2 separate regions of the Homo sapiens genome follow, and region 2 is linked to region 1. A link is a contact called in ENCODE Hi-C data. All regions are on one chromosome and are shown on one strand. Each heading gives the region's core, a stretch centred on a gene start or an enhancer-like site at or near the end of the contact. The rest is flanking DNA. Distances are from core to core; before and after follow the strand shown.

Region 1 (4,097 bases), core at 1,034-3,533:
GAATCACTTGAACCCAGGAGGCAGAGGTGGCAGTGAACCAAGATCGCACCACTGCACTCCAGCCTGAGTGATAGAGTGAGACCCTGTCTCGAAAATAATAATCATAATAAAAATTTAAAAATAAAAGTAAAGCCTAGGGTTTCATTTCAGGATCCTGCTGACGGGTTTGAACAGACGATTTTCTTTGTTCCCATGATGGCTGAGACCCTCTGAAGCATAAAGCCTTAGGACAGGCAGAGCCTCTCAGAGTCTAATCCAGGGCTGGCTCCTACCTGGAACAGGCATGCCACCGGGTTTTGATGCCTAGGGCAGGCGTCACTCGTCAGCCTAAGTGCCCTTTTCCGCTGGGACCAGAGTTGGCCTCAGCTCCCACAGCACGGTTCTCCAGGCAGCACCATCATCGGTAGAAAGTGCCCATGAGATAAAACCCTTTCCTGTTTCCCCTCTCTGATCTGCCGTTTCCTTTGAGAGATGGACAGAGAGGACGTGTGACTTCTCTGGGACATGCAGGCGGAGACACCAGAGGGGGTTCCCAAGCCCTCGGCTCCCTCGCCCATCCCACTCCCCGTGCCATCTCCCCTGCCTCTCTCAGAGCAAGGACTCAAATCCACCCTGGCTACCACCCCCCAGCACTCTGCACCCAGACAAGCAGTTTGCATTGTTTTTTCCCTCTAGATTTGGTGTTGTACTGCGAGGCATTCCTGACCACCTACAGGACCTTCATCTCCCCAGAGGAGCTCATCAAGAAGCTGCAGTACAGATATCCTTTCCTTCCTGACCCAGGGCCCCTGCACCATGGGCATTTTGGAGAGAGAGGGACCCTCTTGCCCTTCAGTCCTCGTGGGGGAAGCCGAGCAGCATATTGGGTGGCAGTGTGATTGAAGTAGGGACACAGGAGCCCCATGGACCGAGGTTCCCACCTCTACCCTCCCGCATTCCAGCTTTGAGCTCAGGCAAGTTCCTCATCTCTAAAAGGGCCGAGTGAAATGATGTGAAGAGGCTGGAACATAGTCTGGGAATGTGTGTCTGGTGGCAGTTGTGGTCATTGGATGATTCTAAAAACGAATTAGACATGCCCCAGACTGGGAGGGGTAAGTGTGCCGGTCCTGCAGACGCCTCTGAGAGACCCTCATGGTCGGCTCCGGCAGCTTCTCAGAGCTGAGCCCCAGGGCGTTGGGCACGAAGGATACCAAGACCCAAATAGACAGCTCAGGGGTCAGCACAGTCACCTTCCCTGGAGCGGACCCTGCGACTGCCACATCCACAACTGGAATGGGCTCCTGTCCCCAGATCTACCCCATGGGCCCACCCTCAGTAAATGTCACCCTCTGCAGTAGTGGCTGAGGAGGACCCCAGGGGTTTGGAAGGACCCACTTGTGTGACCCATTGCCTCTTCAAGTCCAAACCTGCCCATCCTAAGAGGCTGACCTGCAGCTGCTGCTCTAGGAGGGTAGCCTGGGTCAGCTGCTCCTCAGCCACCTCTTTGCACATAGCCCACGGCTGCCATCTGCTGGGCAGCCACCACCACCTGGGGTAGGAAGTCCTGAGTCCACCCGCGCCCCCGCTCCTTCCTGTGTGCCCTGAGCCTTCACTGCTCCACTCAGGGCCTCCTGCAGACCTCCTGGCCTCCTATTCTCCCCTCGTGTTGACCTTTAGAATCCCTGATCTATCAAGACAGACGTGGACATCCTCCATTGGCGGAGCCTCGGGTCCCCGGCAAGTTCTGTTACTCAGAGCACCTGCTCACAGGCCTGACTCAGTGAATGGCTGTCACTCACACGTGTCAAGGACTTGCTGGTCAGGCGAGATGTGCTTTACACCTGTGCTTTCACCTAGCCCTAGCTCTATGACCATTTTTTAATATGTGTGTGTGGGTGTGTATAAAATTACCATATTATACATGGGGCCACTGCTCTATAACTCCCTATTGTGTAATTGAGGAAACCGAGGCCCAGAGACATGAAGGACCTGACCCATGTGGCTGCTTGGTGGGAGAGCAGCCACACGCTGCTTGCCCCCTGCTGCCTGCGCCCAGGCTCTCAGCCTCTGCCTGGCTCAGCCATCATGGAAATATTGCAGCATCAAGGTCTGGGCCTGGTTGGCTGGCGACCCCTGTGCTGTGGGCCAAGACACAGTCCCTGGTACGTTGCTCTGTCCTGAGCCCCATGACTTGGAAGGTCGTGGATCACTAGAGAGCAGGCAGGAGGGTGTCAGAGAGATCTGGGGAGTCGATGGCGAGCACAACAGCCGGGCAGGAAACCCTGACCACAAAGCAGAGCCCGACCTCAGGGCATGAGCTAGAGCTGATCGGGTGCTTGAAGTGCTGCCCTGGAGACAGGGAGCCAATGTGGAGCGTGCTGCAGCTCTGGGAAGAGAGACCCGGCCCGGTGTCACGGAGGTGAGAGTTCCCTTGCAGAGCCCAGGGAGGCAGCCTCAGGATGGAAACTCACAGAAAGACTGGAGGGAGATACTTCTGGCCTACACACCTGCCTAGGGACCTGGGGTTTGGAGGGTGTTTGGTTTGGGCCCACCGTTCTCTACCTAAAGTTCAGCAAGGCACTCTCTACGTGTCTGTAATCTCATGGGCACCTCGGGGTGAACCCGATGGAAAGGCGGGTCTGGACAGTGCAGCGGAGATGGCGTGGCAGGGAGGAGAGGGCAGCAGCCGGGGGCATCCCTGGGGACAGACGCCTGTGCTCAAATCCTGGCTTTGCAGTTGTTCCACTGCGCTAGTCCCGTGCCCTCGTTTCTGGATGCCAGTGCTTTACATGCAGGAAGATGGGCACATTGTGAGCGCTCAGTGAGTGGTCACCAGGAGTCAGTCCTCCACTCCACCACCCTCAGCCGACCACATGGCTATTTCTTTAACCCGTGCTCCACATATGAGAAATTCTCTCCCTTTGCCGACACATTCAAGAAGCGCGTCAGCAAGAACACGTTCTTCGTGCTGGTACGGGTGGTGGATGAGCTCTGGTGAGTGCTTCACCCTTGGGGTCCTGGGGGCCAGTGGGGAGGCAAAGGCTCCATTCCACCTGCTTCTCCTGCCCATCGGCTCTGGGCAGAGCTGGCTCTTGCCTGCTCTATCTTGGTCCTTTGAGAGAATGGCCTGTGCCCGATAGACCAGGGTGAGATGGGTGAGGTGTCTCTCCACCCTGCACCCAGGCCCTGGATTTCCTCATGAGGTCCCTCCTGGACCCTCAGGAGAGAACCCGCCCAACGCACCTGCTCCCATGGTATCTTAGGTCCAGTCTCCAGCAGGCCGTGCTCTCAGCCGCCAGCCATGGTGGAGGCTGTGTGGAGGCTGGAATGGGAGAGGCCACCTCTCCCTCGCTCCTCAGTGTTTCCATGGCTGGCCATCTGACAGCATGGCACTTGGCCATATCCGTTCCGCTAACAAATCTCCATCAGGCGGACTGCCTTCCTCCTGCTGGGGGAGATGACCATGGTAAGTGGCTGTGCGGCTGGGAAATGGCCACGTGTGGACAGTGCTCAGCAGGGCAAGTTGGGGAGCATCTAGTCTGAGAGGCCGGGAAGTCTTGGTGTCTCATTGCCCAATGGGAGCAGCAGCTCCCCAGGGCGGGATTCGTGTAGGACTTGTCCCTGCAGCCCAGGCCCCAGCACAGTCACTGGCGCTTGTCCAGCGCCAACAGATGGCTGTTGAGTGTGTGGCAGGTGCTTGTGACCATCCCAACACCTCCAAGGACACAGGCAGCCATCCCAGGCTCTCGTCTCCTGCTCTCTTCCCATGAGAAATTTCCCAGCCAGCTCTGTGCCGGTCACAGCCCCGTGCCCTTTGTGTGTCTCAAGGCAAAGACAGACTCTGCCTGGGCCTTGCGTTCCTGCTCCTCACCTTGTGCTCTTTTGTCCTTCAGCCTGGTGGAGTTGACAGAAGAGATCCTGAAGCTGCTGATGGAACTGGTCTTCCGCCTGGTGTGCAATGGGGAGCTGAGCCTGGCCCGTGTGCTCCGGAAGAACATCCTGGACAAGGTGGACCAGAAGAAGCTACTCAGGTGTGCCACCTCCAGCCAGCCCCTGGCAGCCCGGGGGGTAGCAGCCAGGTGAGAAGCCCACCTCTCCAGCCCTGCCTCTTCCCCAGG
Region 2 (4,097 bases), core at 805-3,304, 680 kb before region 1:
TCTTCCTTTTTCCAGTAAATATGTTTCTCTTTTGTAAATAGACCAGCAGAAGTAGACACTGTGGATGCATTCCAGGGTCGGCAGAAGGATTGTGTTATTGTTACGTGTGTCAGAGCAAATAGCATCCAAGGTTCAATTGGGTGAGTTACTGTCATTGTTGCTCTTTTATACTTGTATACATTGTTGCTTGTTTATAGTTCAGGATTAGGTTCATTATCACTGTTAGAGAACACCATTTGCTTTTTTAATTTTCTTTTGTGAAAACCTGTGTAATACTATGAAAGTTTCTCTTTTAAGTTGTGAAATAGACCCACTGTTAGATCTTGGTGCAATCTTGGCCCACTGCATCCTCCACCTCCTGGGTTCAAGCGATTCTTCTGCATCAGCCTCCCGAGTAGCTGGGACTACAGGCATGTGCTACCACGCCCAGCTAATTTTTGTATTTTTCTGTAGAGACAGTGTTTTGCCAGGTTGCCCAGGCTGGTCTCAAACTCCTGAGCTCAAGTGCTCCACCCACTTTGGCCTCCCAAAATGCTGGGATTACAGGCGTGAGTCACTGCGCCCGGCCTTGGTGTCTTTTATATTAACCCATTTCATAGTGTGAATCTGTTCTTTTATTTAATAAGATTCAAATAAATAATTAGATTATACTTTGCAGAGGCATATTACTCCCCATGGTATGTGTCAAAGTGTCATTGTTTTCTGTGTTTTCCTGCTTTGGCTAAATTTGTTCACCTTAACTACTGTCAGTTTATTTAAGATGCTAAGGACACCTGTATGAGTGACAGAAAATATCCCAAGCCCAAGACTCTTACATGATTATTTGTTTCTTGTCATGAGAAGCAGACAGAATTTACAGGTTATAAATTAGTTCGTTTTCAAATAAAATAGTAATTAAAGTAATCTTTGCCCCTCCCTGGGATGGGCTGCATATACAGAGCCCAGTTGTATCTCAGGGTCAGTTTATAAATAGACCTTTCTTTCCCAGCTAATTTGAAATTTCACTTTTATCATACATCAATTCTATTTCTGAGCTCTTTTTCTGATCTACTGAAATATTTATCTGGTGTTCATGTATTTCTACACTAGTTCTACAATATCTTAACAGTCTAGATATATTTAAATGTAAGAATAAAGTGATTAGGCTGGTACCACATTTTTAGGATTTTTCAAGGCTTCAAGATTGCACTGTTAAAATTTCCAATTATCTTATCCAGGTAAAAATAGGAAATTGATAGATGCATCACTTTGAAGGAAGCCCCGAGGTTTTGGTTTGTTTCCTGTTTTTAATAGGAATTCTTCTGTGCCCGGTACCCTGTATTGGGACGGAGAGTAAGAAAGCACTGTGACTTCTAGAGGAGTGAAGGAGTCCCGGAAAAGCTGCCTGCAGTCCACCTGTGTCTCACATGGGCATGCTGAGTCATTCTAGAGTTCACCTGTGTCTCACTGGCATGCTGAGTCATTCTAGAGTCCATCTGTGTCTCACATGGGCATGCTGAGTCTAGAGTCCACCTGTGTCTCACACGGGCACGCTGAGTCATTCTAGAGTCTACCTGTGTCTCACATGGGCACGCTGAGTCATTCTAGAGTCCACCTGTGTCTCACATGGGCATACTGAGTCATTGTAGAGTCCACCTGTGTCTCACATGGGCACGCTGAGTCATTCTAGAGTCCACCTGTGTCTCACATGAGGATGCTGAGTCATTCTAGAGTCCACCTGTGTCTCACACGGGCACGCTGAGTCATTCTAGAGTCCACCTGTGTCTCACATGAGGATGCTGAGTCATTCTAGAGTCCACCTGTGTCTCACACGGGCACGCTGAGTCATTCTAGAGTCCACCTGTGTCTCACATGAGGATGCTGAGTCATTCTAGAGTCCACCTGTGTCTCACACGGGCACGCTGAGTCATTCTAGAGTCCACCTGTGTCTCACATGAGGATGCTGAGTCATTCTAGAATCCACCTGTGTCTCACACGGGCACGCTGAGTCATTCTAGAGTCCACCTGTGTCTCGGGCTCACTGAGTCATTCAAGATTCCACCTCTGTCAGACACGGGCACGTTGAGTCATTCTAGAGTCCACCTTTGTCTCACATGGGCATGTTAAGTCATTCTAGACAAAGAAGGAACTCTTTTTTTATTGCCTAGATTCCTGGCAAGTTTGCAGAGATTGAATGTCACCATCACACGAGCCAAGTACAGCCTCTTCATCCTCGGACATTTGAGGACCCTGATGGTAGGTACCAGAGAGCTCAGAAGTTTACCCATTGTTACTGTTGTTGGATTGAGTTTTTGTTCTTATTTTCCATCAAAGTGTAAATGATTTCTGGATTACAAAATAATGGTTGTTATGTTTTCCAGCAACTTCTTCCTAGGAGCTTTTGTGTACACGTGAACCATTCGCCTTTTTTCAGCCCAGAACCCAAGTATCTACACTGGGCTCTCAAGGTGACCATTTTAAAACAAATTATCCACATCATAGGATTATTGTTAAGAAGGTATATTAAACCCACAGATGTAAAGTGCCAAAGCAATTGCTTGGCACTTAGTAAACACTCAGTAAATGTGGCTGTTATTGGCCCAGCTTAATGCCAGAGAGAGTTTGCAGGCGCGTGCTCTGCTCTGCTTTTCTGCTGGCACTGGGAGCTGTGCTGCTCACTCTGTTTCTCCAGCACTTAGCGCCTCCGGCATTCTTCTGCCAGGACAGGCGCCCCTCTGGAAGAGGTGTACGAGTTTCCAACTTCAGTAGACAAATGGTACAGCTTAATTCACTGATATCACAGCTAGATGTAGCACGTATTTGCTGTTTGTCTTATTAGGGGTAATAACTTTGTAGTTTTCCTCATTTCTCTTTTTTATGAAGTCATTGATTTCATCTAAGAAGAGCCAACTTGGTGGCTGTTTCCCCTGGTTTTGGTTCCTGCCACCAGGTGGCGCTCAGATACACCTTCTTTCTTGTTTCACTCCTCTATCACCTCCAGCCTTTGTCGTCTGTGTGCCTGCTCTGAAGGAAGTTTTAAAAGCTGTGTACCGTTTATTTTTATGTACCTCCTATTTTTAAGTTGATAGAAAAAATCTTTGTAAGTTTAAATATTACTGAAGATTATGCTTCTGATGTATTATCAATATTGACATTTTAAAATACAGCAATTAAAATTATTACATCACTCTTAAATATATCCAGTGGAATAGAAAGCAATATTATTTTATTTTTTCCTCTCTTTGAAATTGTACTTCCATTCCTGCTTGTTTAGGCTAAGATTCACTGGGGTAATCTCTTTTTAGAATTAAAAGCCTTTAAGTTAATCTCACTGATCTACACCTCTCTCACAAAAATTTCTGTATAACTTGAAAGTTTAAAAAGTTGTTTTCCCCTGGCGGGAGTGCAGTGGCACAATCACAGCTCACTGCAGCCTCCGCCTCCTGGATTTAAGCCGTTCTCCCACCTCAGCCTCCTGAGTAGCTGAGACTATAGGCGCATGTACCTAATTTTTGTACTTTTAGTAGAGAAAGGGTCTTACCATGTTGTCCAGGCTGGTCTCAAACTCCTGGGCTAAAGTCATCCCACCTCGGCCTAAAAAGTTGATTTTTATCACTATTTGGGGAACCCATGTGAAGGGTGCATGCAACCTCTCAGTACTTTCCTTGCAACTTCCTGTAAATCTATAGTTATCTCAAAATGTAGGTTTGGATTTTTAAAAATTGCTTTTCCTGTGACCATAAGCATCTGAGTGTTAAAACGTGATCTCTTATCAATTGAATAGCCTGTTAACACTTATTTGTACAGTTGAGCAAAACAAGACAAATATATTTAATATCACAGATTTTGATCATGTTTAAACCTGACAAGTAAATGAAATGTTGCTAGAGATACATCTTTTAGTGATGCCTTGATTAAAGGAGGCTTTGTGGGCACTACTGTTTTTCATCCTCCCTTAAGTTGGCACCTCATGGTGTTGATGTGTCTTGGCAGTGCACTCTGGATGGATGAGGCGCATCATGATTGTGAAGGGTGGGGTGCAGGAGGCAGGGCAGCCCAAGGAGGACATGGGAAGTAGGGTTTGCAAGGTTATTCTGTAACCCTTTTTCACATTCCGT

What was found. Hi-C counts contacts between places; a loop is a spot of excess contacts on that map. Pooled maps may share reads with other maps.
Region 2: a map of sciatic nerve shows a loop between it and region 1 (4-fold over the local background). The contact joins two enhancer-like sites. A Hi-C loop is called at or near these places in 2 of 168 maps with a recorded cell type or tissue (dorsolateral prefrontal cortex and sciatic nerve) and 3 of 50 pooled maps.

What each region holds. Positions count from the first base shown.
Region 1 is chr9:131,588,762-131,592,858 of GRCh38, reverse strand. It overlaps RAPGEF1 (Rap guanine nucleotide exchange factor 1), which reads left to right. Exons shown (of 27, transcript NM_001377935.1): 18 at 676-760; 19 at 2,881-2,973; 20 at 3,873-4,058. Among named protein-coding and RNA genes, the nearest start is that of PRRT1B, 45 kb to the right of the region's middle. RefSeq lists an enhancer at 3,010-3,509. Within about 2 kb of position 2,283, at least 6 of the 41 ENCODE cell types and tissues checked have a DNase peak (open chromatin) inside an H3K27ac peak, as active enhancers do.
Region 2 is chr9:132,267,753-132,271,849 of GRCh38, reverse strand. SETX (senataxin) reads left to right here. Exons shown (of 26, transcript NM_015046.7): 24 at 42-140; 25 at 2,148-2,235. Among named protein-coding and RNA genes, the nearest start is that of SETX, 85 kb to the left of the region's middle. RefSeq lists a silencer at 1,920-2,094 and enhancers at 1,195-2,180, 1,299-2,498, 2,181-3,167. Within about 2 kb of position 2,054, at least 8 of the 41 ENCODE cell types and tissues checked have a DNase peak (open chromatin) inside an H3K27ac peak, as active enhancers do.